2 separate regions of the Mus musculus genome follow, and region 2 is linked to region 1. A link is a loop called in an ENCODE intact Hi-C map of the cell type or tissue named here. Cell type or tissue: left cerebral cortex. All regions are shown on one strand. Links, peaks and the distances in the headings refer to the core of each region. The heading gives the core; the rest is flanking DNA. Region 1 holds the start of 1700027I24Rik (RIKEN cDNA 1700027I24 gene). Region 2 has its middle 20 kb from the start of Pate4.

Evidence for each region. Hi-C counts contacts between places; a loop is a spot of excess contacts. Peaks named below come from ENCODE experiments on the same cell type or tissue, not always from the same donor. Only the 100,000 strongest peaks of a DNase experiment are listed, where the experiment ranks them.
Region 2: a loop joins it to region 1, with 8 times the contacts of the local background. A loop is called at or near these places in 11 of 42 quality-filtered maps.

What each region holds. Positions count from the first base shown.
Region 1 is chr9:36,678,605-36,693,878 of GRCm38, reverse strand. 1700027I24Rik (RIKEN cDNA 1700027I24 gene) reads left to right here and starts at 690. Exons shown (of 4, transcript NR_040741.1): 1 at 690-1,013; 2 at 2,713-2,750; 3 at 4,353-4,470. It overlaps Acrv1 (acrosomal vesicle protein 1), which reads right to left and starts at 659. Exons shown (of 4, transcript NM_007391.3): 1 at 519-659. The coding sequence starts at 567. In left cerebral cortex, for the core only: a CTCF peak has its summit at 6,322 (motif pointing right); DNase peaks (open chromatin) are centred at 6,358, 7,421, 7,811 and 8,181.
Region 2 is chr9:35,583,959-35,599,232 of GRCm38, reverse strand. It overlaps the pseudogene Gm10105. Among named protein-coding and RNA genes, the nearest start is that of Pate4, 20 kb to the left of the region's middle. In left cerebral cortex, for the core only: CTCF peaks have their summits at 6,141 (motif pointing left) and 6,933 (motif pointing right); a DNase peak (open chromatin) is centred at 6,134.

The DNA of each region.
Region 1 (15,274 bases), core at 5,997-10,996:
TTCATGTCATCAGAAGTCAGCCCTTTCTCCAACTCCTCTATGGGTAAAAGGCAAGAAGAATAGAGATAGGGAAAGAGAAGGCAAATAGTCCTCTTCCCCTGCAACAAGGTCTGGCTGTGAAATCCTGGGTCCCTTAAAATTACATTCTCCCACTTCTACCTCTTGACTGTAGGAGTTACAGGTGCCACAGTGCCTAGCACAGATAGCTTTTAATACTGATTAATTCCAGCCTAAATTGAGGTTAGGTTCTTTTTGGCACTGGTGATGGGACTCATTTTTTTTTCTCAACAGTAGGAAACTTTAATCTCTGGGTAAGGGTAAATGTTAAACTAGGACATCCATAACCAGGGGAAATCAGTTGGTATAGGAGTTCTCACAGTTGTTCTTGCTTAGTTAACTCTTGATTCTAAGTCATGTTGGTTTGGGTAAGTTACACCTGTCTTTCATCAAGGGGGCAGAAATACATGAAAAGTCCCCCTCTGATGTTGACCTAGTGTTTGTTTAAAGGGAAGACTTACCTTGGGCAGATCCAAGCAGATAAAGACCCAGTAAGATTAACTCCTTCATTTTGATTTAGGTAAATAAAGATCTCTAATGTGGCACACTCAAGAGCTGAGAAGAAACTGAGCAAACGCTCCCAGTGTTGAATCAGAGCCTCTGGGAATTCTAGAACTTGAGAAACAATCTATGTGTCCTCACAATGGGTTGTTCCTCTTACATCCTGTTCAGGCAGGCTGGCCCTGCAACCCATGGCAATGCCACTAGTGAAGAGCATTTTCTGTGTGTAGAATAGTGTGTTAGGGGTAGCTTCAAAAACAAACAAAAAATGTTACCAGAACACACATGTTCTTTTAGTGAAAGTTTAAAAGATAGCACTTCTTTGCAGAGGGTCAACAGTGAAGTGTGGTGACCTGGTTACTTTCTGTTTGACTGAGTGTTTCATGGCTCTGGTTTGCACTCTGGAAGACTAATCTTTGCTGAGATTAGCTGAGTGGTTTTGGCTTCAAACTGAGGTTAGTCCTAAGATTGGAGGGCAGAAGGTACTACAGTTGGCACAGGCTGAGTCTTTACACTATGTCCTTTCTCCCATGACCCCAACTTTGACTAGGCCATAGTAATATTTTTTCTTCCTTCCTACTTCAGCTTAGGGATAATAATGGTTTCCAGCTTCTAAACTCCAACTGCTCCAAGTTTCCTTTTAAAGTTTTCTATAACACCACATATTTTTTTTTTTTTTTTAGAAAAGTCATTTCATATGTACTTGTGAGGGCATGGTTTTTAGGAATCAGACAGGCAGCTCAATGGTAACTAGAGTTTACACAGAATAGATGATAAAGGGACAGGAGGTAGCCAAGCTGAGTAGATGAGGTGAGACCTCTATCTGCCATAAAGCTACAACTCAGGGTGGCAGAGATCCTCTAGCCACCACCTCAGACTCTTCCCTATCCCACTTTTTGTACCATGTGCCACTGAATGTTGGACCTAAACTTAAGTGTATCTATTTCTGTTATAATTAAGATTCTTTCCCCCATTGAACTTTAAGCCTTTAAAAAGTAGGGACCTTTTCTGTCTCTTTCACCATTGTAGTCCTAGTACCTGGCAGCATGCTTGCTACATAATAGGTACATAGTAAATTTCCTGAGTGAAGGAATGAATGACTTGACTTTTCTGTATCTTCCTCTGCTTCATAGAAGAGAATCTATTGAGAACTAGATAGGCTAGGTTTGATTTGTATCATCTGAAGAAAATGGTCATTCTGGACTTGCACACCATTTCTAAGTTAAGCCAAGGAGGCTTGCTATATCTTATCATTTGTCTTTGTTTCAACTATACAGAAGTAATGAGCTATATAAGAGCTGAATGGTCATTAAGGCTTAATCTGTCCTACCTTGCTTGAGTTGGAAGTCTGAATTAGGATTTTTGAGCTTCAGCCTGGACTCCTTTAGAGAAATATGTGAAGAAACATATCAATAGCTCATTTCCATCATGGGAAATAGGCTCTTTTTATTAATAGAAACCGTGGAAATTAGTCTAAGAAAGGTGCTGTTGGTACCATCTACGAGTGTAAAGTTGTCAGCACCCCTCCTTGGCAGTTATCAGAATCTTCTAGGACATTCCTTTGCTTCTCCCTTTCTTGCGGCCTCTTGAGGTTGACTTCATAGCACCAATTTCAATGTCCCTCAGATTGGTTTTCCCTAGACCCCACTTTGGACAGTTTCTCCCTGTACCCAGAAATCTGGTGCTTTGAAATCAAACCTCTGAGCCTTTAGGTATATTATGTGAAGGGAAAGAAACATGGTGATAAAATTTGAATGGCTTAGGCATCCAGAGGTATTCTAGTTTCTGACTCCTATCACTGGCCCAATTTCATACAGAGAAGCTGATGTTCTAGTTTCTAAAGACCCTAAATTGGTGAAAAAAAGTTCAGACATTCATGTCCTTATACTTTTTGTGCGCTGCTTCAAAATGGTCTGAGCCTAATGGAACTCTCATAGGAATATGTTAGGTTCGCTCTAGAGAACTGAGTTAAAAGGCCATTTAGGCTGAGGGGTTGAGACTATTGGAGGCCCAAAGTAAGCAAGCCAAAAAGTCTAGGAATGATAACAACAAAGTATACAGAGGTGAGATATATCATGCCTCCTGGAACTTATCCTGATTAAATTATGTGTGGTTATGATTAAATTATGTGTGGTCATGTATTCCATTGGCCAGGCTTCATGGAGACTGCAACATAGTCTGTGACCTCAATGGTGAGTCTAGATATACAATAGCTCTAGGAATTTCGTCTCTTTCTCCCTCTACTTGTGTGTGTGTGTGTGTGTGTGTGTGTGTGTGTGTGTGTGTGTGTGTGGTGCTGGGGAGCAAATCCAGGATCTTGCTTCTGCTAGCCACGCCCTCTATTTCTGAGCTGGATCTGCATTATATCACTTTACCCATAATGTTCTTGAACTTGTGATCCTCCCGCTTTGGCTCTCCAGGCTCTGGGATTATGCATGTGCTACCACCCCTACCTCCTACGTTCTGTTTATCTAGTGACTTATGCTCACTTTAATTACTTGTACTTATTGTTTAGTACTTCTTACTCATAACTTTTGCTTATTTCTGGCTTATATCTATTCATAACCCTCTTTGGCATAGCATGTGCTTCTTTGTATTTTGGTTTTTGGTCTTGATAAACATTAGTCACTCTTCTCACATACAGAGTTTTGAATCGATAATCTGAGTTACTTAGCCTCTTGTCAAACTTAATGCAAAGCTGGGTAATATCATAAAATTCATGATAGTCACAGTAGTAGACAGGCTCTGCAATCCCTAGTGTGGCCATTTATGTTATGTTGAGAAACCCGTTGAAAGTCTTGACTGTAGACATTATAAGGCTTCCCATAGGTTGTAGGGAAGTACTGAAACCAGAGAACGTATTATTTCATCCATTCATTGCTATAGTCAAGGGGGAACATCAAGATTTTCTCAGTCCATTCTTACATATTCTTTCTCAGCCTTAGCTTTCTACTCTTTCCTTGTCTCCATCTTTATCCCAGAATATATTCCAAGCCATATCTAGATACAACTTACTTGCTCTCTAAATATGTAGCACTAACTATATTTGCATCTCTCCCTCTTTCATGAAGATATGTCTCCATTGTATCTTCCAGATAATTATCTCCTCATGTTCCCTGAGAAGTCTTCCATGTTAATCACCACCTCCAAATGGAAAATTTCAAAATTCTACTGCGCTGGCCCACAAACCTCCCTCCTTAGTTCAGACATATATATCGGTACTTGCTGAACATTGTTCTCTGGATACCATGCAACATCTTAAACTCAACATCTATAATATATAATTACCATTCATATTCTGACTCTGTTCCCTCGGTTATTAGACCCGTCACAAACTCAAGATACTCAAGCCTGAATTCTGAGTGCCATACTGACTTTCTCTCTTGGCTTCATTTCACACATGATAGTTTGCAGGTCCCCTCTTTCACTAATACCTGTCATGTTCAATGTTCCCATCTTTCTCATTTCCCTTTGAAAACAATAGATCTTTTTCCTTATCAGAATATTTATTTATTTATTAACTTATTTCTGTTGCCAAAACTGTTTGTAAAACTAAATTTTATTTATGTATAAGTCAGAGTGTTTTGCACACAGAGGACACTGGAGTCCTTGATGGTTGAAAGGGATCTGATACCTTGTCTCACTATTTGATCTGAGTGGTAAATGAAAGACCAACGCTTACAATAGTCTTGAAGGAGAAACTCATAAATAACACTTTATGTGGAAGATGGATATACACTTATTAGCGCTGTGAAACTACATTTATTCATTACTATTTTTTTTCTGGTCTTGAGGTAAGCCCAGAGCCTTGAGCTTGCTAAACAACTGCTCTACCCACCGAATCTCAAGATCCTCAACTCTACAGTGTGACACATGAAAAGAGTGAGAGCAAATGGATGGAGTATGTAGAAGGTAAAATGTCTGTGCTTGAATCTTAGTGACAAAACAAGCAGGTGTAGCCTGTAGCTAATAAGAATTTGTGGGTTGCTATAAACAAAACAAGTGCTTAAAATTATATAGGAAAGTGACTTCTCAGCACATCTAGTTCAGACCCAAATAACTCTTAGGTGTTCCCATTTTGTGCATCTAGCTAATGACCTGATCCCCACCCCCCCACTCCAAAAAAAGAGGTATGTCATTAGGTGCAGGGTCTGGTGCAGGGAGCACTATGTATAAGGTTAGGAATGGTACAAGCTACCATACCAGCATCTGGTGGAATGTATATATTTTAATACTGAATTGGTAGATTTCCAGTTTTCTTCATTTCCCAGCTTCTTGAATACTAGTGAGCTGGCTTTACCAAAACACATCTTTTGGAAAATTGGGTAGTTCCAGAGGAAAGATCCTGTAGAATTTGATATTTGACTAAACCCAGAGTGAGTTATTTGCCTGTTGAGCTTGTTAGTCTAATGTGAAGTTTGACACCGTCCCCCACCCCTGCTGCTGCCCCATCCCACCCTCAATGGTTATTCAGAGCAAGTGTTCAATGGGAACACAGGGCTGAGAATCACTACACAGTTAAGAGTATCCAACATAAAAGAATCTGAAACCTACAGAATCAGTATCACAAACAGGTGAGAAAATCTTCAATTACTTTGTTCTTAGTACTGAGATAAACACAGGCTCTGAAAAGTTACAGAAGAGTTCGGGAAGAGAGTAATAGTATCACACTTCTCGAAGGCAACATGGGGAAGTAGGCCAGGAATAGCGTTTAGAGAATTTTGTGGAAAAATTTAACCCAAATTTCTTTTGTCAGTTTAATTAGAGAAGAGAATTGTTAAGGTCAAGGAATTGCCTCATAAACCACATAAACACTGATCTCAATCAGATAGGGATAGTTTATTGAGTATATACCCCAGGTCTGGTCAGCCAGGGTCATGGTCCAGATTCAGAGACTGAACCATGACCCTGAGTTAAGATCCTACAAGGTTTTTAAGCCCCAAATCCACAAACACCTGTGCCAAGTTATTTCACCAGTCAGGATTTAGGGATAGGGGATTTCCTTAGGAACTTGTCTTAGTTGTACATTTATCCTTCTCCTATTGGTTGGGGGGTATTCAACCGTGTCAAGGGACTTGCCTTGTCTAATATTCATGTCTTAGCTTGTCTACCAGGATGGGGTGTATTTATGTCTTAACTTGCCAAACTTGTCAGTTTCCAGGGAGGTCTTAGGAACTTAAACTTTACTTGACTATTACTCAAAATGGAAGTCTTATGCCAAATAGTTTCTTATATTGGTATACATGTTTCTCTTACCTTGAAGTCTATCCCAGGCAACTTATACCATAAAAGCTTATACACAAGTGCAGGAAGTGCTGTTGAGTTCTGGTCTGAGCTTATTGTGGGTAACAATACAAAACAGTTTGACTTATGATCGGTTTCCAAGGGCACAGAACATAACAGTATATTTAATCAATCTTGGCATTAAGAAAGTTTCCTTATATTGGCAGGTTAGCTATTATAGGTCCTGTTACCTAGGCCTTAACATTTTACCTAGGCCATAACGTTTTACCTAGACCTTAATACTCTATCTAGGCCTTAATATTTTCCCTAGGCCTTAACAAGAATAGTTATCTTTTCAGAAAAACAGTCTCAGAGCAAATGGTTTTGTGTATTGAGAGGGATACCAGCATGCTTAGTTTAAAAAGTAGGTTGTTTTTTTTCTCTCTTAGCATGTCTGAAGATAGGCAGTTGCTGACATGTCAGAGGCCTAAATATCTGAAGGCATGTATATGAAATTCTTTTATCTTTCTCCTTGTTCTTGTTCATAGTCAGCAGGTGGCAGTACAGCCTTGGGAATTACATCCACACAGCCAAGCTTGTCTATTGCTGTGTAACAACTGATCACAAACATTTTACAGGCAAATAGATGGAACTAGAAAATATCCTGAGTGACTCAGAAGGTACATGCATGTATGATATGTACTCACTGATAAGTGAATATTAGCCATAAAGTACAGAATACCCATACACCCTACAGACCCAAATATGTTAAACAAGAAGGAAGGCCCAAACAAGGATGCTTGAATCACTTTTAGTAGGGGAAACAAAATAGTCATAGGATGCAGAGGGAGGGAGAGAAGTGGGTAGGAGAATGGGGAGGCAAGATGAGCTTGCAGTGGTGAGGTGGGGTGGAGGGGAGGACAGGAGAGAGGCTCATAGGGCCAGGAGAATGAATAGAAACCTGCAGCTGACTGGGGAGAGGTGGGTAAGGGGTGTGGAGGGGAGGAAAGAATCTCTGGGAAGTCCCAGAGACCTGGGATAGGGGAAGCTCCCAGGAGTCAATGTGGGTGACCTTAGTCAAGATTCCTAACAGTGGGGACATGGAACCTGAAGAAGCCACCTCCTGTAGCCAGGCAGTACCACGAGTGGAGGGATAAGAACACCAAACCACCCACAAAACTTTCCACCCCAAATCTGTTCTGTATAAAAGAAATACAGGATGTAGCAGAAACCAAAGGAAAGGCCAACCAATAACCAGGCCAAATTGAATCCCATTCCATGGGCAAGCACCAATCCCTGACATTATTAAAGATACTCTGGTATGCTTCCAGACAGGAGCCTAGCATAACTGCCCTCTGAGAAACTCTACCCAGTAGCTGACTGAAACAGATAAAGATAACCACAACCAAACATTAGACAGTGGTCATGGACACCTACAGGAGAGTTGGGGAAGGATTGAAGACCCTGAAGGAGATGCAAACCTCACAGGAAGGCCAACAGAGTCAACAAACCTGTACCCCTGGGAGCTTTCAGAGTCTGAGCCACCAACCAAAGAGCATACATGGGCTAGACTGAGGCCTCCCGGCACACATGTAGCAGACAGGCAGCTCATTCTTCATGGATGCCTTGTTTGGCCTCAGAGGGAGAAGATGTGCCTAACCTGGCAGAGACTTGATATGTGAGGGTGGGGGGATACCCAGGGTGTCCCACCCTCTCAGAGGAGAAGGGAATGGGGGGAGGACCTCTGGGAGGGAAGGTCTGGGAGGGGGAGCACCATGTGGGATATAAATAAATACAAAAAAAAAAAAACCAACCCTCCAAACTTTGTCACTACAGTTAGTGTCCTGCTACCATACAGCTCTGCCAGTCATCAGGCTTGACTGGATTGCTACTGACTGCAAAGCCAACATGGAGATGCAGAACTGTACTCTTAGTTAGAAACCTGGGAGAAATCTGCTTTTGCTTTCAGTCAGACTATAAGAATTCAAGTCCATGCATCTATAGGACTTCAGTCCTTGCGTTCCTGAGGGCCTAAAGTGGGAAAGAAAATGGAAATGTTGGCATTTGTACTGAGATTTTCTTGGAAGGTGTGGGAAGCTTAGCAATAAGCGTCAAGTTAATTAAACAGTACAGTGATGTTTTTAGGAAAAAGTGTTTAGCTTATGACTAAAATGAGTGTTTAGTAAGGATCTGGTGTAGGACATAGGAACTTGTCTCATTAGCTATTTTCAGTAGAAAGGTGTTTAAAGGATTAGGTGCTTATAAATTAGAAGAATAGAGAGAATAGTCACGTGTAAGCTGGCCTTTGACACAGGCTTCCTGGAGAACTTGTAAAACTGGTGTACCCACGTCTCACATTCTCTCACATGCAGGAGTCACCCTGGAGCATCAGGGAGCTTCCATAGAAATGTTTAAAGCATCTATCCCCGCATGATCTCATCTGTAGATCTATGCCACAGCAGTCAGGTTGACCCTGGCAAAAGCCTGGCTTTTGGGCTGGTTAGATAGCTCAGTGGGTAAAAAGCACATACTGCCACACTTTACTCCTTGCATTTTGAGCCCTGGGACTCTTGATGGGGGGGACTAGTCCCAAAGTTGCCCTCTGACCTGCACATGTGTTTATCTTCTCTTCACAAACAAAGTGTAACAATTTATATGTTTCTAAACCATCTAAATGTTAGCACTGTCAAATCAGAATGTCTCTGTGTGAAAGGATGGGTTGTTACAGAAGAGTCAGATAGGCTGAAGATGAGTTAGTCTTTGTTTACAAAGCCCAGGAAAGGAAAGCTTATACCTACCTAGCAAAAACTTGGATGCTTCTTTATAAATTCATTTTCTGTTTTCACTTTGTAAGGTTTTTTTTTTTTTTTTTTGTTATGTTAACATTATTTTGTTCCTAAACCCTAACGGCCTTTAACTTTCCAATGGCTTAGTGAGCTTCCACCCAAGAGATCCAGGAATTAGGATTTGTGCGACTTGGATTCACATCCATAGCGATTGAACTGAGTTAACTGATTTAACTCCCTGAGAGTAAATAACTGCCAACCAAGGTCACTATGTCCAGCAAAGCTATTACTTAAAATTGGAGAATTAGAGAACTTCCATGATAGTAGTATCTATAGCATTTCATGACTACGACACCAGCATTAAAGGAGATACTTAAAGGAATCCTACACGGGAAGGAGGAAGACAACCGCAAACCCAGGAAGAATGCATTATATGAGTAGATAAATAAAAATCAAGTGTAATCTAAAATGTTCAACTCATTAAATCAGCAAACTCTTAAGATGAATATAGAAAGAAAAATACAAAAATCAAAAAGGGAAAAGAATTACAGAATTACAGAATCAGCAAATACATCTCTGTAATAACCCTAAATTAAAAATGGCCTCAAAATATCAATAAAAATTGTCTGCAAGAAACTGACCTCTTGACATGAAAGGCAAGGATGGGAAATGACACATCAAGTAGCTGAAATCTGAAAGCAAGCAGGATTAGCTGTAAAAAAGTGGACTTGAAGACAAATTAGTGAAAAGAAATAAAGGTTATTGTCTTAGGTTCTCCCTCCACCATTGCTGTGATGCAACATTCTGACAAAAGGAGCCTAAGGGGGCTGGAGGGATGGCTCAATGGTTAAGAACATTTGCTCTACTTGCAGAGGACCCAAGTTTGAATTTAACACCTGATCACTAACTGTTTTAGTCATATGTAACTCCAGTTTCAGGGGGAGCTAATGCCTTCTTATGGCCTCCATGGGGACTACATGCATGTAGTGCACAAACTTACATGCAGGTGTACACATAAAATTAAAATAAAATAAAAAGGAACTCAAGGGAGACAGCTTTATTCTGTCTTACAGTTCCAGTCCACAATGTTGAGGAATTCAAGGTAGCAGTGCTTGATGTGACTTGTTGCATCACACCCATAGTCAGGCAGTAGAGAGCACTGAATGAATGCCAGTACTCGTTTTTGCCATCTTGTCTCCTCCTCAGGACATGGTCCCTCTTACAATTGGTTTGTTTCTTCCTGTATTAGTTAATGTAATCAAGATAATCTCCTCTCAGATATACCCAAAGGCCCATCTTGCAGGAGATTCTAGAGATATTAAGAAATATATATATACCGTGTGTGTGTATCTATGTGTGGTGTATGTATGTTTGTATGTGTATGAGTATATAAAGGTAGAGGTTTATTGACTATAAACATTCAAGATAGAAAGCAATCATGCATATACTCACTGCATGAAGACATATTTGGTATTCATGGTCTAGTCTACCATGTGCTATCAAAATTTTCTTATAAGAATACATACAAGGGACTGAAGAAATGCCTTTATGATTAAGGGTATTTGTGGCTCTGGAAAGGGAACTGAATTGAGTTCTCAGCATTCACATGGTGGCTCACAACCCTTTATAATTCCAGTTTCAGGGTTTTAACACCCTCTTTTGGCCTCCATGAGCACTGCACACATTCAGGCAAAATACACACACACAAAATAAATGTTTTAAAAACTACATGAGGGGACTGGAGAGATGGCTCAGTGGTTAAGAGCACTGGCTGCTTGCTCTTCTAGAGGTCCTGAGTTCAATTCCCAGCAACCACATGGTGGCTCACAACCGTCTGTAATGGGATCTGATGCCCTCTTCTGATGTGTCTGAAGATAGCTACAGTGAACTCATATAAATAAAATAAATAAATCTTAAAAACAAATACATTCAGAACAGGAACAGGGGAAGAGACAGTGCTCTCCTGGCCAACTGCTTGCTGCCACATAGCCTTCAGGACCATCCCTGAAAGAAAAACTGTTCAAAATTTCATTTAAAATATAGATATGCCCAAAATAGAGGATTTAAAAATAAGATTTAAAATAAGATTTGTCAATTAAAAAAAAACTAGATTTAAAAAAATACAAATTATGCTAAATAAAAAGAAACTAAAAAAAGATTTATTGATTTATTTTATGTATATGAATACACTGTAGCTGTACTGATGGTTGTGAGCCATCATGTGGTTGCTGGGAATTTTAAATTCAGGACCTCTGTTCTCTCTGGTAGGCCCTGCTTGCCCTGGCCCCGCTGGCTCTGGCCCAAAGATTTATTTATTTACTATTATATCTAAGTATACTGTAGCTGTCTTCAGATACCAGAAGAGGGCATCATATCTCATTACAGATGGTTGCTGGGATTTGAACTCAGGACCTTCGGAAGAGCAGTCAGTGTTCTTAACCACTGAGCCATCTCTCCAGCCCCAAACTTTATATATATATAAGACAGTGAAAATAGTTGAATCTTTTAAACATGAAAATTAGTCTTGAGTAAGGTAGAAGTTCTGGGTAAGCAATCAGTCATAATAAAAAACAATTAAATGAAAGGATACAGTACCTTCATTCAGAACTTCATTAAAACTATGATTAACATTTAATTATGAATATAGCAAGTAAAATATTAACTATCATAAACAGTTTTAAACTTAACTATTAAAGGACTTTAAAAACATAAAATATAAGAAAAATGTTCAGCTCTTGGGATGCTTACATTAGTGGATCTGCAGATGAGGATCATCCGTCACTTCTGCAGTCTGCATAGATGTATATGTATGTGTATGTGTATGTGTGTGTGTGTGTGTGTGTGTGTGTGTGTGTGTGTGTGTGTGTGTATGTGTGTGTGTGTGTGTGTGTGTGTGTGTGTATGTGTATGTGTATGTGTATGTGTATGTGTATGTGTATGTGTATGTGTATGTGTATATGTATATGTTTGATGTGAGAAAGTTCATCGCCTCGAATTTTGTAGTCCAGCAGTGGGTTAGAAGTTGTTTTCCACCAGTAAGAATGGAGTCTTGGAATTTTAAAAAATGAAACAAACAAACAAACAAACAAACAAACCAAAACCATGATGCTTCAATGAAAGCATCTAGTTTTCTTGATCATTTGAGAAGACTGTAACTAATTTTGAATCATAGCTAAAAGTCCCTAGTAATAATATGAATTTTCCCTTTTTTAAAAAAAAAGTACTGCATTTTATTTATGCATGTGGAGATCAGAGAAGGACTTACAGGAGTCAGTTTCCTCCATGTTCACACCCTGTGGATCTTGGGCATTAAACTAGGGCTCTTAGGCTTGGTGCATTTACCTTCTGAGCCCTCTTGCAGGCCCCATGATTTTTCTTTTACGAAGATGGCTGTATGTAGTTTTCATGACCTCTCCCAGCAGGGCATATTTTGGTGGTGTGCCCATGAGGAAAAGACCAGGGCATCAGAAGGTAAACAATATAGGAAAGTTTGATATCATCTGGTCTCGAGCAAGCTATGTTTTATGCCAAGCAAGTTTATCAAGAAGTACATCTTATATACTGTTTGCAGGAGAGGGGATGGGCCAGCCCTGGCAGAGAGCTAAATCAAATAAATTAATTGGCAAAAAGAGCACAGTATACCTCAGACATGGCTGCCTTAGGACGGATAAGAAGGGAAAGTTGGATTCTCAGAAATTAAAACCTTAACTCCTCTGAGGACTTGGCCCTAACCCCAGAACAGACCTTGTCAAGCCTGCTTCTGGGCAAGGACACAAAACACATGTTCTCTTTGTCCTTTTATTAGGGACTCTGAGAAAGCCTTGGGTTGGCATGGCTCCCAACACTTTTACCTACAAAGTTTTTAAAAACTAAAATGTCAAGTACTTACTTTATGAAGATACACTGGATGCCTTCCAAAAGGGTTAAATCATAGGAGAAAGTTAAAGTTTTAATTGATTTTGACAGTTTATTAGTGTTATTTCTTAATAATAGGCCGAATTTATGAACATTTAAATATTTGTTCACAATTACCATACAATTTAGTAGGAGCGTTCCAAATAGGAATAATTCCATAAATATAATTTTTTTCTGTGGGTAAGACAATGACTATGCAACAGGCAAAGACTTACTCTAATGGGAAAACATAAAATGAAATCTAATCATAGGGTTTAAGTGTCCCATTTTTACTAATGTAAGTAAGGGTCCACGATATGCAAAGGATGACGCTAGTATGCAACAACAAAGAGCAGTTATTCTGGTCAACTAATGCCTGGTAGGAGTGGGCGAATTTTACCTTTCTTTCCCTTGATTGGACAGCTCAATCTCCAGGGGTATAGGGGTATAGGTGCTTTAGTGATTGGTTAATTGGTTGGGGACTTTTGCTGAATAGCTTTATTTGGCTCAGGTTAGGTGGTGGGGCAGCTTCTACAGCTCCGGATTGGCTGCTTCCTGATTGGCTGCTGTCAGGGGTGGTTTTTTCCGGGAATTGACTGGGACTTTTCCAGTCCTGGGAAACAAAAACTTATGCCTGATCTTCCATACTGCCAGTTTGCAGCCTGTCAAGAAGTCAGCTTGACTCTGGCTAACTCTGTCCTCTTACTAAGAACAGATCGACACTTAAGATAACATTGTAAACAGAGAATCAAGCATTAATTTCATCCTAGGATATTGAATCTTGACTTGAAAAAATTTAGTAACCTTTATATTACAACCAACTTAATTATAACCCTATCTATTTTCCCCCACCATCTTTCTATAGCACACTTTTATCTAATATTTTTATCGATTTCCATTATGGAACAATCTTTATATCTTCTTTATTTGATGGTTTATTGTTATTATTATAACAGTAGAAAAAAATAGTTTTTTGAAACAGGGTTTCTCTGTATAGCCTTGGTTGTACTGGAATTCACTGTATAGACCAGGCTGGCCTTGAACTCAGAAATCCACCTGTCTCTGCCTTCCAAGTGCTGGGATTAAGGCATGTGCTACCACTGCCTGGTTTAGAATATAATTTTAAACGAAAACCTAGCAGGTAGTAGCTAAACACACACACACACACACACACACACACACACACACACACACACACACACACACACCATTTATCTAGTTTCTTAAATAGTTAACAGTTTATAAATCCATGTTAAAACACACACACACACACACACACACACACACACACACACACACACACACACCCACACACCATTTATCTAGTTTCTTAAATAGTTAAGTTTATAAATCCATGTTAAAATATTAATAGCCTCTTTAAAAATCAGTTCAAATTAATTTTTTGTTAGAGATTTAAGTCATTGTACTAGTCACTCTGAAATAGTTTTTGTTTAAAACAGTCATTTGCTTCTCATTAGGGTTTATGAAGCATCCAAAACAAGGTAAAGTTTGAAATTATTATTATTTTTTTACAGTTTTGTTTTGGGTCATTTGTTTATCTTTTTTAAAATAAATATTTTATGTATATAAGTGTTTGGTCTGCATATAATTGTATGCATCATGTGCATTCCTGGTACTCAGGGAGACCAGAAGAGGGCATTGGATCTCCTGGGACAACAGTTATTAGTAGCCGTGTGTGAGCAAGGAATTGAACCCTGGTCCTCTTGAAGAGTCATCAGTGCTCCTAGTCATGGAAGAGTGCTCTTAATCACTGAGCCATCTCTTTTTAGACTTACCAGTTTGCCTTTGTAGAAGTATATAGTCACTTAACAAGTATTTTGCCTAAATTCTTTTATTTTTTTGTTTGATTTTTTTTTCTTTTCTAGACAGGGTTGCTCTGTGTACCCTTTCTGTTCTAGAACTCAGGATGATATTTTCTAATTCCATCCATTTGACTGCAAATTTCATGAAGTCATTGTTATTAATCACCGAGTAGTACTACATTGTGTAAATGAACCACATTTTTTGTATCCATTCTTCTGTTGAGGGACATCTGGGTTGTTTCCAGCTTCTGGCTATTATAAATAGGGCTGCTATGAACACAGTGGAGCATGTGTCCTTGTTATATGTTGGAACGTTGTTTTGGGCATATGCCCAGTAATGGTATAGCTGGGTCTTCAGATAGAACTATTTCCAATTTCTCAGGAACCACCAGATTGATTTCCAAAGTGGTTTTACCAGCTTGCAAACCCACCAGCAATGGAGGAGTGCTCCCCTTTTACCACATCTTTGCTAACATCTGCTGTCACCTGCATTTTTGATCTTAGCCATTCTGATTGGCGTGAGGTGGAATCTCAGGGTCATTTTTATTTGCATTTCACTGATGACTAAGGATGTCGAACATTTCTTTAAGTGCTTCTCAGCCATTTGAGATTCCTTGGTTGAGAATTCTCTGTTTACCTCTGTACTCCATTTTTTAATAGGATTATTTGGTTCTCTAGAACCTAACTTCTTGAGTTCTTTTTATATTTTGGATAATACCCCTCTATCAGAAATAGGGTTGGTAAAGATCTTTCCCCAATCTGTAGGTTGTCATTTTTGTCTTGTTGACCGAGTTCTTTGCCTTACGGAAGCTTTTCAGTGTTATGAGGTCCCATTTGTTGATTGTTGATCTTAAAGCATAAGCTATAGGTATTCTATTCATGAAAATTTCCCTGTGCCAATGTGCTCGAGGCTCTTCCCCGATTTCTCTTCTATTAGGTTCAGTATATCTGGTTTTATGTGGAGGTCCTTGATCCACTTAGACTTGAACT
Region 2 (15,274 bases), core at 3,359-8,358, 1.1 Mb after region 1:
GGGAAAGAGGATAACATTTGAAATGTAAATAAATAAACTATCCAATAAAAAGAAAGAAAAAATTCACTGCTACGTACTAATCTCTCTCACAAAATTTCTGATATCAAAGGTATGAGTTTCTTCACACAAATGAATCCTCTGCATCTCTACTGGACACTGGCAGAGAGTCCTGCAAGTTAACTCAACTCTGATATGCCGTGTCAGCCTCTGTTCCTACAGAGTGTGAGGGAAGCCCCTTTTCCAGCACACAAATGCATACCTCCTCACCAGCTCAGTAGCACCCAAAATAGCACTTATTTTGTTAGGGATTTTAATGGAAGATTCATAAATACAACAGTGATTTTAGTCAAGTCATCAACTGATGATGATGAATTCAACCTCTAGTCCCTCTCCTATCTTCCCAGAGATTGAAAACTGAGGAAGAAAGCTGAAGGTTCTAAATCTCAATCACATATTGCTTTGTTCCCCATGACCAATCCTGATTCTAGTCATACCTCCAAATCATCTCCCCAGGATAAACTCGGGTGTGGCTGAAGTCCATTATGAATAGTGAAAGATGTAGAAATGTTTCAAGAATTGAGAACCAACGGCCAGATACCATAACAGAAGGTATTCCTGTTATTTTTATCACTTAGGAGATCACAGAAGTTTTTTGTTTGTTTGTTTGTTTGTTTGTTTTTGTACCAGAAGCCAAGCACAAATACAAAATAAACTACTCTTCAAGTTATGGTGGGAAACACTCCCAACAGACCTACTACTCCAAGCTGGAAACATCATGCAGATAAAAATGAACATAATATGCCTAGCCTAATGACCAGCATTGCTTATGTAGTGGTTTAAATATGGTTGGCCGATAGGAAGTGGCACCATTAGGAGGTGTGACCTTGTGGGAGTATGTGTGGCCATGTTGGAGGAAGTTTGTCACTGTGGGTGAGGGCTTGGAGGTCCTTCAGATCAAGATGGAGAACTCTCAGCTCCTCCAGCACCTGCAGTCTGCCTGTAAACTGATATGCTTCCCATTATAATGACAATGGACTGACCCTCTGAAACTCTAAGTCAGTCCCAATCAAATTTATAAACTAACTTTATAATAGTTTCTGTGGTCGTGGTGTCTTTTCACAACAGTAAAATCCAAACTAAGACATCTCATTTATCTTCTGAGTGTGGTGCTAGCTGGAGGCTACAAATTCCTACTACTGCTCAGCACTAAAAAAACAGTATTAAACTTTGTGTCATTCACCCAGAGAAAACATATTCAATATTCAAAGTTTGATATCTATTAAATATCATCCTCTGACATCGTCATAAAGTCAAAAAAATCTTAAGTTGAACAATAATGCATGAGAAACTATTTGTACGGATTTTGTGTTGTATCTCTAGACACACTGTTCTGTTCTATTGTCTATGTGCACTGTGGTCTAAATATGTCAAAATTCATATGTTGAAACCTAGTTAGCAACATAATAATAGTTAAGGGGGGGGACTATATCCTAAGAGTAGGGTTTATATGAGCAGGGATGGTAGTCTTATAGAAGAATCCAGAAGGAACTTTTGTCCTTTCTACTATGGCAGAACTCAGCAAGAAAACACCACCTGCAAAAAAGTGAACCATAAGAATGTTTGCAACCTTGCTGTCCCTTGATCTTGGACTATCCATCCTCCAGAACTGAGAGCAACAAATGTGTGCTATCTATATTACATATGCCCTGATATTCTGTGACAACAGCTCAAGCTTTTTAAGGTAATTTTATTTTAAATAACTACTATACCATTTTATCACTAAGGCTCTGAGGATGTCTTCTATATCTGATTAAACACCCACTTGCAGTGAATCTCTTTGTCTACTGCCAGGTTCTGTGTTACTGTGACAAAACATATGATAGAAATTTAAGGGTGGGGGCTGGTGAGATGGCTCAGTGGGTAAAAGCACCCAACTGCTCTTCCAAAGGTCCGGAGTTCAAATCCCAGCAACCACATGGTGGCTCACAACCATCTGTAACAAGATCTGAAGCCCTCTTCTGGAGTGTCTGAAGACAGCTACAGTGTACTTACATATAATAAATAAATAAATCTTTAAAAAAAAAGAAATTTGAGGGTGACAAGATTTATTTGGACTCACAGTCTCAGAGGATTTGGTCCATAGACCTTTGAATCCATTGATGTGGGGACAATATAACACACGGCATCATGGTACCATGAATAGTATGGTAACCGAGATCTATTTATCTCACTATGAACAGTAAGCAGATCAAGAGACAGGAAGAGTCAAGATACAGTTACTCCCAATTACCTGCCCTGGTAACCTAGTCATGAATATATAAGTCCATATAGGGCATTTTCTATTCATATGGACAGTTTCCTTCTTGCCCATTATTGCTGTCTTCTTAGTTTAGGGGAATAACTAACACTAAAGGCCTTAGAAAAAGTCATTAGAGGCCTATTAGAATAGAAGTGTCTTTAAAGTGTGTGTGTGTGTGTGTGTGTGTGTGTGTGTGTGTGTGTGTGTACAGAAAGAGACAGAAACAATGTAGTTGTGAGTTGTTCTATAATGGGACATCAATGCCCTTACTAGACACAACAAATAAAAATGCAGCTGAACAAGGAGACAGGTTTAGCTAAGCTTATAGGAACGGTCTCTGAAGGGTAGCAATTTTAAGGCTGTAAACATCCTGGGGAAGAAAGATATAGTGGACATTTTCTGTATATACTGTCAACATCCACACATGGACCAGAGGAAGGCTTTGCTGTCCTTCCAAGCCCCACCTTGGGTGTCTTAGTCAGTGATATATTGCTATGAAGAGACACCATTGTAGTTGATCTTAGTTACTTTGTGGTTTCTTCTTTTATTCCACCCTTATTCCCCCCAATTTTGCCCCCATCATGAGATAGGAGGTAAAGAAGGATAGAGGGGAGAAAGAATGATAGAGATTCTTGAACATAATTTCTTTCTTCTTTTTTCTTTGAGCACAACTACTAACGAACTGTAACCAACCTCCCTGAATGGCCAATAGCCACCAAAGGATCCCACCTATCAGGGCTTTAGCATTTATATAACCTCTGAAAAGTTCCCAGAATTCCAAATGTCACATAATCTCAAAAACTATCTGCAGCTGCAAAAACCATGCCTCTGATAGAGCACAAGGCAAATCATAGTCAGCTGCTGTGAAGCAAGCCCATATCACCACACCTGGGACTAAAATGAAAACATATGCTTATATTTCTGTGTTTTTTTTAAGAAACCAAAATTCCAGAATTCTCATCACACACTGTGACCACAGAAACTCTTATTAATTGGGGCCTGCTTAGAGTTTCAGAAGTTGATTCCATTGTAATCACAGTGAAAAGCATGGTCAAATTCAGGCAGATATGATACTAGAGAAGTACCTGAGAATTCTACATGCAGATCCAAAGGGAGCAGGAAGAAAGAGACTCTGGGCTAAAATGGGCTTTTTGAAACCTCAAAGTCCAACTCCAGTAATATACTTCCTTCAACAGGTCACATGTCCTAATTCTTTCAAATAGTGCACACTCCCTGGTGACCAAATATCCAAATCTATGAGCTTATGGGGGTCATTCTAATTCAAGCACTGGGGTAGGGATGAAAGAAAGGTGAAATTTCAAGACCTGTAAGTCATATAAAGTACTCAGAAATGGCTGGTTGTTTGTAAGCCCTTTACCCCATAAAAACCCCTAACTTTGAGCCTTGGGGTCGAATCCACTGTCTCCTGCATGAGATACATTTCGACCCAGAGCTCCGCCATTAAACTGCCTCATGTGTTTACAGCAAGAAGGATTCACGTGTTTCTTTGGGTGCGCTCTCTCTCCTGAGACTAGAGTAAGGGTCCCCGAAAGGGGGTCTTACGGGGAGGCTTTGCCATTTTCCCATAGGTCTGAAGCTAAGGTTCTTGACATGGCCAGCTCATGTCAACAGCACACATTCATTTGAGGCTTCTACCACGCCCCACAAAAGAGATTATTTAATAATATCTGGAGCTGGTGAGATGGCTCATTAGTTAAGAGCACTTGTTGCTCTTGCAGAACACCAGTGTTTGAGTCCCAGCACCCACATCCATATGTAATTCCAGTTCGAGGGGACCTGATACCCTCTACTGGCTACCATGGGCACCAGGCACACATGTAGTGCACAGATATACACACAGGCAAAAGACATCTATACAAATGTTTTTTTTTTAAATTGAAGTTACATGTTAAAGAAAAAACTGAGTTACATATGAGTGAGAGGCCAAATTAAAGCATGTTTACAATGTGTATATAGCAGAAAAGGAAGGCTGAAAAGGCAACCTTAAATTGTTGGGTCTTTTTTTAATAATCATCAAATTAAATGTGGGGGAAAAAGCAGAAAAGGAAAATTAGCAAAGAATACAGGTAGAGCTGGAGACATGGCTCTGTAGGTAATGTATCTGTTCATAAACATGAGAAACTTGGTTCAATTCCCTAGAACCCATGTAAAAGCTGAGCTGCCACACCACCTCCAGTAGGATCTGTGTGACAAGTTCCACAGACTGAGGCGATTGACCTCAAAAGGGGGAGGCCTCCTGGAACCGGTTGTGGAACTCTTCGCCAGAGAAAAAATATTGAGCCATAGTTCTCACAGCAATCTATCTGTGTTGTTTTCTCTTATTCCTTTTCTTATTTACATGTTCCTGGTAGCCTAGGCCAAGATTTTAAGTGAGAATAATGTGTAAGAAACCATCCCTAGAGATGGGGGTCACTAAAATGACCTTATCCCCAGGGAAACCAACGCTTTACTTTTTAAATCATTTACAAAACTTTTATGATAGATAAAAATTTTCCCAACAATAAAATTTCATATGACTACATGTATGTCATCAGAGGTGGGTTTTGGTATATGGTAAAGAAAGCCTTAATTAGAAAAAAATAAAGTAGTTTAAGTTTACATATTGAAGATTTACAAAAAAAAAAAAAAAAATCAGGCATTAGATGTTAAATAGTAATTGACCATGGAGCTAGAGAGTTAGTTCAGCAGTTAAGAGCACTGACCGTTAAAGATTTATTAACCTGCTCCTGGAAATAATGCCACTAGCCTTGGACAACAGCCCCCACTGAATACATCCTTTTAGAGTTGTTATATTATGATGATATTACCCGTTCTGTTTGTGATTCACTGAAAACATAGTTTCAGAGTTGTAATGCTTGGATAATTTTTGTGCTTTACTGTGCCAAATGATTTTTGTTGGTATTTGTGATTGTTTCATTGGTTATAGTTTCTAAGGGATGTAATGTTTGGTTTTTTAATGTATAAAGTCCCCTACTTGAGAGCTGCAAAATACACTCAGATTCAAACTGCCTCTGTGTTTGTTTCTGTTTGTCACCGCTGAATCCTTAACTAGTTTCAAGGACCCTCAGTCCAGGGACCCCCATACCCAACTGGGGTGTTCTCTGGCACTGAGCATCATGGTGCATTGTCTGTAACCCCAGGGCTCTAGTGGAATCAGCGAGATCCTGGGAGCCCTCTGGCCAGCTATTCCAGCTGAATGAGGGAACCTGAGATTCAGTGAGAGACCCTGTCTCAAAAGCTAAGGTGGAAAACCAGAATCAAACTCTGACTCCATGTACTTTTTATGCATATATGTATGTATGTAAGTATGTATGTATGTATGTATGTATGTACATATATGCATGCACATACTTGTATACAGAGAGAAAGAGAAGTACAAAAAAAGAAAGTAGAATGATAAATTAATTTTAAACGAGGTAGCAAATTATAGCTAAATCAATAAAGCTGGATTTGGGGAATTTTTAAGATTTGTAAACCTGTTAGATTTCTAGAGAGATAATCACAGAGAAGGAACGAAGGCATAAAACAACTACCTGTGGATGTTTCCTGATGGGTAGCAAAGGCAGAGTTACCACTGCACATAGGATTAAAATTGCTACTCAGCTGCCTTGGAGGGGAGATCTCCTGGGTGGTTACAATGGAATCACAAGGAAGGGAGACAGTGTGAAATGATACACTATGAAGAAACACAGTCATTGCTGGGTTTGAAAATAATAAATCATTAACATAAAATCGTCTTGAGCCACCAAGTTTACAGAACCTTCATTGTTAGTCTCCCTGGTTTTTCATCCTCTTACTGTGCAGACGCACAGAGCCATCTCCTGGAGACTCTGCTCACTACAAGTCTTCCTGGCAGAAACTTCAAAAACAGGAGAGGATATGGTAGAGTGAGTTGAGATAAATTTGTTACTGTATCTTGCAAAAAGGTAGTTTATTTGGGGGTAGGGGACAGTGTTTTTGCAGAGGTGGTTAACTGGGTGGACCTTTAATGTAACAACAAATATCCTTAAAATACTTAAAAAGAAGACACATCTCCTAGACCTGGAGGCTGCCTTGCTGAACATTGTGCTAGAGATGAAAGTAATAATCTAATTAACCTCTCTCTCTCCTCCTCCCTCTCTCTTGCCCTCCCCCGTGTCTGTCTCTGTCTCTATCTATCTCTCTCTGTCTCTCTGTCTCTCTCTGTCTGTCTCTCTCTCTCTGTCTCCCTCTCTCCCTCCCTCTCTCCCTCCCTCCCTCCCCATTCCTCTCTATCAGCCATGGGGTCATACCAAGGGCCTGTCACAAGTTAGGCACCTTTTCTAACACTAAGCACTTTGCTGCACCCCTCAGCCCTGTTCTGATACCTTTTGACGGCTGATTGTGACATCCAAGACTCAGTAGGGAAATAGAGACAAGATGTTTGTAAGTAGAGACAAGCGTACACAATCTACAGAGAGAGGTAAAGGTTATGTGCAAACGGCCAAAACAGGTTTTACTCTGAAAACCAGAACCACTCGGGCAGCCAGTGTGAGTTAGGGTATCGGAGAAATGGCTTTTCCCCTACCACCTCCTGAGTTAGGCTATGCTAAGAATATTTTCCTCTGTAGCCACAAGGGGGGAGCCTTTTAGACAGTGAGAAAAGAGAATTAGTGTTGTTTTAAAGAGACAAGTTTTGAACTTCTCTATTCTCTGCCCCCTTGCACGGATTTACTGTGCAGATGACTGGCTCATGACACTGGACATCATGGTTCTTATGACGCTGATGTTCGTCAAGATCTCCTTATTATTCTGCCATGTTTGTCAAGGTCCCCATATTCACTAGAAATAATACTCACTACAGGCTTTTCACACAAATTAAATACTGTATTCCCTACCCCCCCCCCACTTTGTTTGAAATCAGCGGCCTAAAGAAGTTATCTGAACCTCGATGGCACTCAAGGATGTGTGGTGTTGTGACCCCTTTTTGTCTACCACTACATTCCATTTACTAAGAAATCTAACTTGCTTTTATGTCCTTAAGAAGACACAATCCCTGGAGGAATTTTTAGGGTCACTTATATATACTATCATATCATCTGCAAAAAGTGATATTTTGACTTCTTCCTTTCCAATTTGTATCTCCTTGATCTCCTTTTGTTGTCGAATTGCTCTGGCTAGGACTTCAAGTACAATGTTGAATAGATAGGGAGAAAGTGGGCAGCCTTGTCTAGTTCCTGATTTTAGTGGGATTGCTTCCAGCTTCTCACCATTTACTTTGATGTTGGCTACTGTTTGCTGTAGATTGCTTTTATCATGTTTAGGTATGGGCCTTGAATTCCTGATCTTTCCAAGACTTTTATCATGAATGGGTGTTGGATTTTGTCAAATGCTTTCTCCACATCTAACGAGATGATCATGTGGTTTTTGTCTTTGAGTTTGTTTATATACTGGATTATGTTGATGGATTTCCGTATATTGAACCATCCCTGCATCCCTGGGATGAAACCTACTTGGTCAGGATGGATGATTGTTTTGATGTGTTCTTGGATTCGGTTAGCAAGAACTTTATTGAGGATTTTTGCATCAATATTCATAAGGGAAATTGGTCTGAAGTTCTCTATCTTTGTTGGGTCTTTTTGTGGTTTAGGTATCAGAGTAATTGTGGCTTCATAGAATGAGTTGAGTAGAGTACCTTCTGTTTCTATTTTGTGGAATAGTTTGTGAAGAACTGGGATACAGAAAATGTGGTACATTTACACAATGGAGTACTACTCAGCTATTAAAAAATGAATTTATGAAATTCCTAGGCAAATGGATGGACCTGGAGGGCATCATCCTGAGTGAGATAACCCAATCACAAAGGAACTCACACAATATGTACTCACTGATAAGTGGATATTAGCCCAGAAACTTAGAATACCCAAGATATAAGATACAATTTGCTAAACGCATGAAACTTAAGAAGAACGAAGACCAAAGTGTAGACACTTTACCCCTTCTTAGAATTGGGAACAAAACACCCATGGAAGGAGTTTCAGAGACAAAGTTTGGAGCTGAGACGAAAGGATGGACCATCTAGAGACTGCCATATCCGGGGATTCATCCCATAATCAGCTTCCAACCGCTGACACCATTGCATACACAAGCAAGATTTTGCTGAAAGGACCCAGATATAGCTGTCTCTTGTGAGACTATGCTGGGGTCTAGCAAACACAGAAGTGGTTGCTCACAGTCAGCTATTGGATGGATCACAGCCCCCCCCCCCGCCAATGGAGGAGCTAGAGAAAGTACCCAAGGATCTGCAACCCTATAGGTGGAACAACAATATGGACTAACCAGAACACCCCCCCACTCGCAGAGCTAGTGTCTCTAGCTGCATATGAATCAGAAGATGGCCTAGTCGGCCATTGGTAGAAAGAGAGGCCCATTGGTCGTGCAAACTTTATATGCCTCAGTACAGGGGAATGACAGGGCCAAGAAGTAGGAGTGGGTGGGTGGGGGAGTGGGTGGGGAAGCGTGTGGGGGACTTTTGGGACAGCATTGGAAATGTAAAAGAAATAAATACCAATTTAAAAAAAGACACAATCCCTTTGTCATGTCTCATAGGGTATTAATGGTCTCTCTTTAAACTGTTCTGCTTCATGCATAACCCATATCCTCTTTCAGGAAGGCTAGAGGACAAAGAGGGATGTCTTAGGGTTTTACCGCTTTTGAACAGACACCATGACCAAGACAACTCTTAGAGGTTCAGTCCATTATCAGCAAGGTAGGAACATAATAGCATCCAGGTAGGCATGGTTCAGGAAGAGCTGAGAGTTCTACATCTTCATCTGAAGGCTGCTAGGAGAACACTGACTTCCATACAGCTAGGAGGAGGGTCTTAAAGCCCACGCCCACAGTGACACACCTATTTCAACAAAGCCACACCTACTCCAACAGGGTCACACCTTCTAATAAGTGTCACTCCCTGGGACAAGCATATATAAACCATCACAAGGGGTTTGTTGCCTGAGCTGGTCATATGCCTCCCAAACAGAGTGTTCTCTGTAGCACATTCCAAGAAATAGTGCCTGTCTGTGGACAAGCTGTATCAGTCAAGTTCCTCTGGAAATAGAATGGAGCATACACAAAATAGGATTCTTATTTTTCTTCAAATTAACAGGTATGTAACCATCATATGTAAGTGATGAGTTAGAAGGGTCCTTTACTTACTTTAAATATATATAAATATATATATTTACTACATACATTGTAAAACCAAAAGATTTTGGTTATAAGATAAAATATCAGTTCATTGAGAAATATATTCAGTTACTTCAAATACATCCCACTAATCAAAGTATCAGTAAATCCATACTATCAGTAGATTCAGTACAAATTTTTGGCTCACTGAATGTTAAGCATGTAAATTTTGTTCTGTGCCTTTAGGAAATGTATGATGATGTTCTTACTCAGTTAACATAATGTTAGTGAGAATTTTGGTTTCTTTAAAATCCCAGTTATGGAGCAGTGTGAAAAAGCAGCAAGGACAACCCCGGCACGGACCAAACCCGCACGCCACTGTATACCCGTGTTCAGTGCCGACGTCCTCTGCTGCCACCATGCCCAAAAGAAAGGCTAAAGGGGATGCTAAAGGAGACAAAATCAAGGTGAAGGACAAGCCACAGAGAAGATCTTCAAGGTTGTCTGCTAAACCTGCTCCTCCAAAGCCAGGGCCCAAACCTAAAAAGGTCCCTACAAAGAAGGGAGAGAAGGTACCCAAGGGGAGGAAGGAGAAAGCCGACACTGGGAAGGATTCAAATAATCCTGCAAAAAATGGAGATGCCAAAACAAGCCAGGCACAGAAAGCTGAAGGTGCTGGAGATGCCAAGTAACGCGTGTGCATTTTTGATAACTGTGTACTTCTGGTGACAGTACAGTTTGAAATACTACTTTTTATCAAGTTTTATAAAAATGCAGAATTTTGTTTTACTTGTTTTTTTTTTTTAAGCTATATTGTTAGCACACAGAACACTTCATTACTGGGTGGGGGAAGGATCATGTGTCAGTAACAAAATCTCTCCCAAGCTGGATTGAGGACAGAAAAACTCTTTCCCTGATAATTTTGAAAGGCTCCTGTTGGCTCCCAGGAGAGATATTCTGGTCTTGACCTAGGTGGCCACCAAGGCACAACAATGTCTTGTGGTCTGGAAAAACTATAAATTCAGTTTTATATCCTCTTCCCCCCTGTACTATCAACATAGACTTAATTCCCTAAAAACCAGAGACCTGTTGGAACCTGGCCTCCAAAATTGGTTTTCCAGTCTATTGGGTGATGTGGACTTTGCAGTGACTTCATCAAGTGTTCTCAGAAGAGCACTGGTTCCTTTTATAAAAGATTGTAGATCAGCCAGGCATGGTGGTGCACAGCTTAAATACCAGCACTTGGGAGGTGGAGACAGGTGAATTTCTGAGTTCGAGGCCAGCCTGGACTACAGAGTTCCAGGACAGCCAGAGCTACACAGAGAAACCCTGTCTCAAAAAAAAAAAAAAAAAAAAAGATTGTAGATCTTCAGATTGATAATTCTGCCACATTCATTTCCTGAAAGTCAGGGTCAGCTTTTGAAAAGTTGTTAAACAACATCCTTAATGTGAAATGTCAACTCTCACTCTAAGCTACTTCCCCCTTTTCAAAGCATTGGATGAAGAAAGACTTCATTGGGTTTTATAGTGGCTTTCTGATTCTGGTAGTCTATACAAAAAGGGAATTTGGAAGTTCTTGTATATTGTTGATTGTCTGGCCATGTCCTGCCTGAAAAACCATGATTGTTTATGCAAAGTACCTTTAATAAAGCTGGTTACAGTTAAAAAATAAAGTAAAATCCCAGTTATATCCTAGGTATGGAATAAGAGGCTGCTTCACAGCAAGTGATTATGATTTGCCTGGTGCTCTAGCAGGGATATGGTTCTGCCAGCTTCAGATAGTTTCTGTGATTGTGTGACATTTGAAATTCTGGGAAATTTTGAGAGGGTGTAAATGCCAGAACCACAAAAGGGGCCAGGCACACTCTGCGGAGGCTGCTGCTTCCTCTGCTGCTGCTCCCTTTGCTGCTGGTGGTCCCTGTCACTGTGGTTTGTCAAGTGGCCATGATCAAAGAGATAAGAACAAATTGGAGATATCCTGACTACAAAGATTAGACTTGCCCCAAGGAATTCAATGCCAATAATCAGCAGGAAGTAGTCTCTTTAAAGAGGTCTAAACTTGCTTTCCCCTCTAATCTTTTTCTCCTACCTAGTGTTGTAGGGTTGAAAAGGATTAGAGTGGAGTACAGATTGGAAGTGTAGTAGGTATAAAAATCCAATAAAGTAACCAAAAAAAAGCATGTCTACAACAATACATGGATTTTTGTGAACCATGAATTTTCTAATTGACTTAGATTCATTTTCTAAACATAATTCATTTTCAAAACGATTTGTTTTTAATTTTATGTATATGTGTGCACATGAGTTTATGCACCTGTGAATGAATATGCCTGAGTCCAGAAAAGGGTGTCGGATCTCCTAGAACTGACATTAAATATGGCTGTGAGATGGCCAGGGTGGGTGGTGGGAACCAAGCCCATGTACTCTTCCTCAAGAGCAGTACTCTTAACCACTGACCCACATCTACAGCCCTATAACATGATTTCAAACCACCAAATGTAAATTCCACTGCAAACTATATTATGTAACGCACATTTATCTGAGTGAACTTCTATTTTAAAAATCATATCATTTCATTTGTATTCTCCATATATATACTTGTGTAAAAAAAAACAGAACTCATACAAAGGAAAATTATAGATGAAGAAATATCATTCAACAAAAAGTGGCAAGTGACTGCAATCTTCGGAGGCAGATTACAAGGCATTCTGCTTAGTGTGGAGGAAATCTGTTCATGCTTTCAAAGACTGTCATTTGAAAATGTGCAGTATGCAATAACATGTTGACAGGTTTGGCGTATCAAAGGCTGTGTCGTGAAGACAAAGTAGCAGGACAGAAAAGTAAACTTGTGTTCTCACCAACAATAAGCTTTTTAAAAGTTACAAGTCAGATTCTAATTAGACCAAGTCGGTTACTCAATTCAGATTATAAACACTCATTACATAGTAGCATTTTTAACAACAAGAAGATTATACTGATGGTGAGTTTATTAAGCAACTTATGAACAGCATAAAAAGATATAATGTATATATGATGTTGAATAGGTATGGCCCCCACAGACTCATGTTTTTGACTGCTTGGACCATAGGGAGTGACACTACTAGGAGGTATGGCCTTATTTGCATAGGTATGGCCTTTTTGGAGGAAGTGGAGGCAGTAACACAGTTTCTCCTTGCTGCCTGTGGATCAAGATGTAGAACTCTTTGCTTTGCCTCCAGGACCTGTATGTTGCCATGCTTCCCAACATGAAAATCATGAACTAAATCTATGAAACTATAAGTCATCCCAAATTAATGCTTTTCTTTATAAGAGTTCCCTTAGTTATGGTGTCTCTTCACAGGAATAGAACTCAGATTAAGACAATGTGCCTAGTTAAAAATAAGTAATATTCATAAAAAGCAGTTTGTTTCATCAGACACTGGCTGGGTGAATTGAAGAAGATAAAAAAAAAAAATCTATCAAACAAAATTTGCCATTTATGCTCTGGTAGTAGATGACACTGTAGCTATAAATGCTGCTTACTTTCCATTTTTATAGCATCACTGATGATTAACTGTCAACTTAGAATTTGAAAAACAATACAAAAATACAAAAGACTTTTTCAGTACCATTAAGAGATACAACTAGACCCTGAGCAGCCTGCTATTCTATTCTCCTGCCACCTTTCCCCCTACCTTCAATCAGACCTGAGACTACTAAACCATACAGGTTAGCTTCCCTTCCCCCACCCATCTTCCCTGTTCTGTGAGCCCTCTGAGCCAAGCCAAGCTACCCTGCTAACCCAGTGGGACCTCCATTCTCCTACCACCTCTCTGCCCACCTTTATCAGACCTGAGGCACCTAGACCATACAGACCTGCAGGCCCAGAACCATGCAACCCAAGGATACCCATCAAAGGCCTGCCACACAAGGACCATCGAGGCTCACCTCCCCCCAAATACCTACTACAACAAGAACATCCAGAGACAAAAACCATCCAGATGACTAAAGGCCCATAAACAAACACAATCAACAAAAGCCAGGGCTATATAACACATCCAAAGCAAAGCTACCCCACTACAGCAAGCCCTGGATATCCTAATACAACCAAAACACAAGAAGATGATCTTAAACCCAACCGTATTAAGATGGCAGAGGCCTTTAAAGGGAAAATGAATAAATCCCTTTTAAAAATACAGAAAAGTACAATCAAACAGATAGAGGTCTTTAAAAAGGAAACAAATAAATCCCTTAAAGGCATACCAGAAAATACAATTAGACAGGTGAAGAAAATAAGTAAAACTATGCAAGACCTGAAAGTAGAAATAGAAGCAATAAAGAAAACACAAACTGAGGAAATCCTGGAGATGGAAGACCTAGGGAAGAGAACAGAAACAACAGATGCAAGCATCACCAACAAAATAAAGGAGATGGAAAAAATAATCTCATATGTAGAAGATACAATAGAAGAATTTGATACATCAGTTAAAGAAAATGTTAATTCTAAAAAATTCCTGACACAAAATATCCAGGAAATCTGCCATACTATGAGAAGACCTAACCTAAGAATACTAGGAATGGAAGAAGGTGAAGAGTCCCAGCTCCAAGGCCCAGAAAATATTCTCAACAAAATCATAAAAGAAAACTTTCCCAACTTAAAGAAAGAGATGCCTATAAACATACAAGAAACTTATAGAACAACAATTAGACTGGACCAAAAAAGGAAATCCTCCCACCACATAATAATCAAACACAAATTCTATAGAACAAAGAAAGAATGTTAAAAGCAGCAAGGGAAAAGAGCCAGGTAAAATACAAAGGCAGACCTATAAGAAATATGCCCAATTTCATAACAGAGAGTCTAAAATCTAGAAGGGCCTGGACAGATATCTTGCAACCTCTAAAAAACCACAGGCACCAACCTAAACTACTATTCCCAGAAAAACTCGCAATCACCATAGATGGAGAAAACAGGGCATTTCAAAACAAGTCTAAATTCAAACAAAATATATCCACAAATCCATCCCTACAAAAATACTAGAAGGAAAACTTCAACCCAAGGAGGATAACTACATCCAAGAAAACACAGGAAATAAGTAATTCCGTGCCAGCAAAAAAAAAAAAAAAAAAAAAAAAAAAAGGAAAGCACACACACACAAACCAACATCACCACCAACATAAAAATAACATGAAATAACAATCACTGGTAATTAATATATCTCAACATTAATGAACTCAATTCCCCAATAAAAAGAAAAAGACTAACATAATGGATCATTCTGCTGTATACAAGAAACATACCTCAAACATAAAGATAGACATTACCTCAGAGTAAAGGGCTAGAAAAAAGTTTTCCAAGCAAATAGACCCATGAATAAAGCTGAAGTAGCCATTCTAATGTCAAATAAAATAGACTTTCAATCAAAATTAACCAAAAGAGACAGGGAAGAACACTTCATACCCATCAAAGAAAAAAATCTACCAAGATGATATCTCAGTTCTGAACACAAACACAAGGACACCCACATTTGTAAAAGAAACATTGCTAAAGCTTAAATCCCACATTGAACCCCACACACTAATAGTGGGAGACTTCAATATTGCCCTCTCACCAACTGACAAGTCATCCAGACAAAAATTAAACAGAAAAACAATGAAACTAACAGATATTATGAATCAAACAGTACTAACAGAATATTTCACCCAAACACAAAGAAATATACCTTCTTCTCAGCACCTCATGGATCCTTCTCCAAAATTGACCATATAGTCAGTCACAAAGCAAGCCTCAACAGATAGTTTTACAAAATAGAAATAACCACCTGTGTCTTA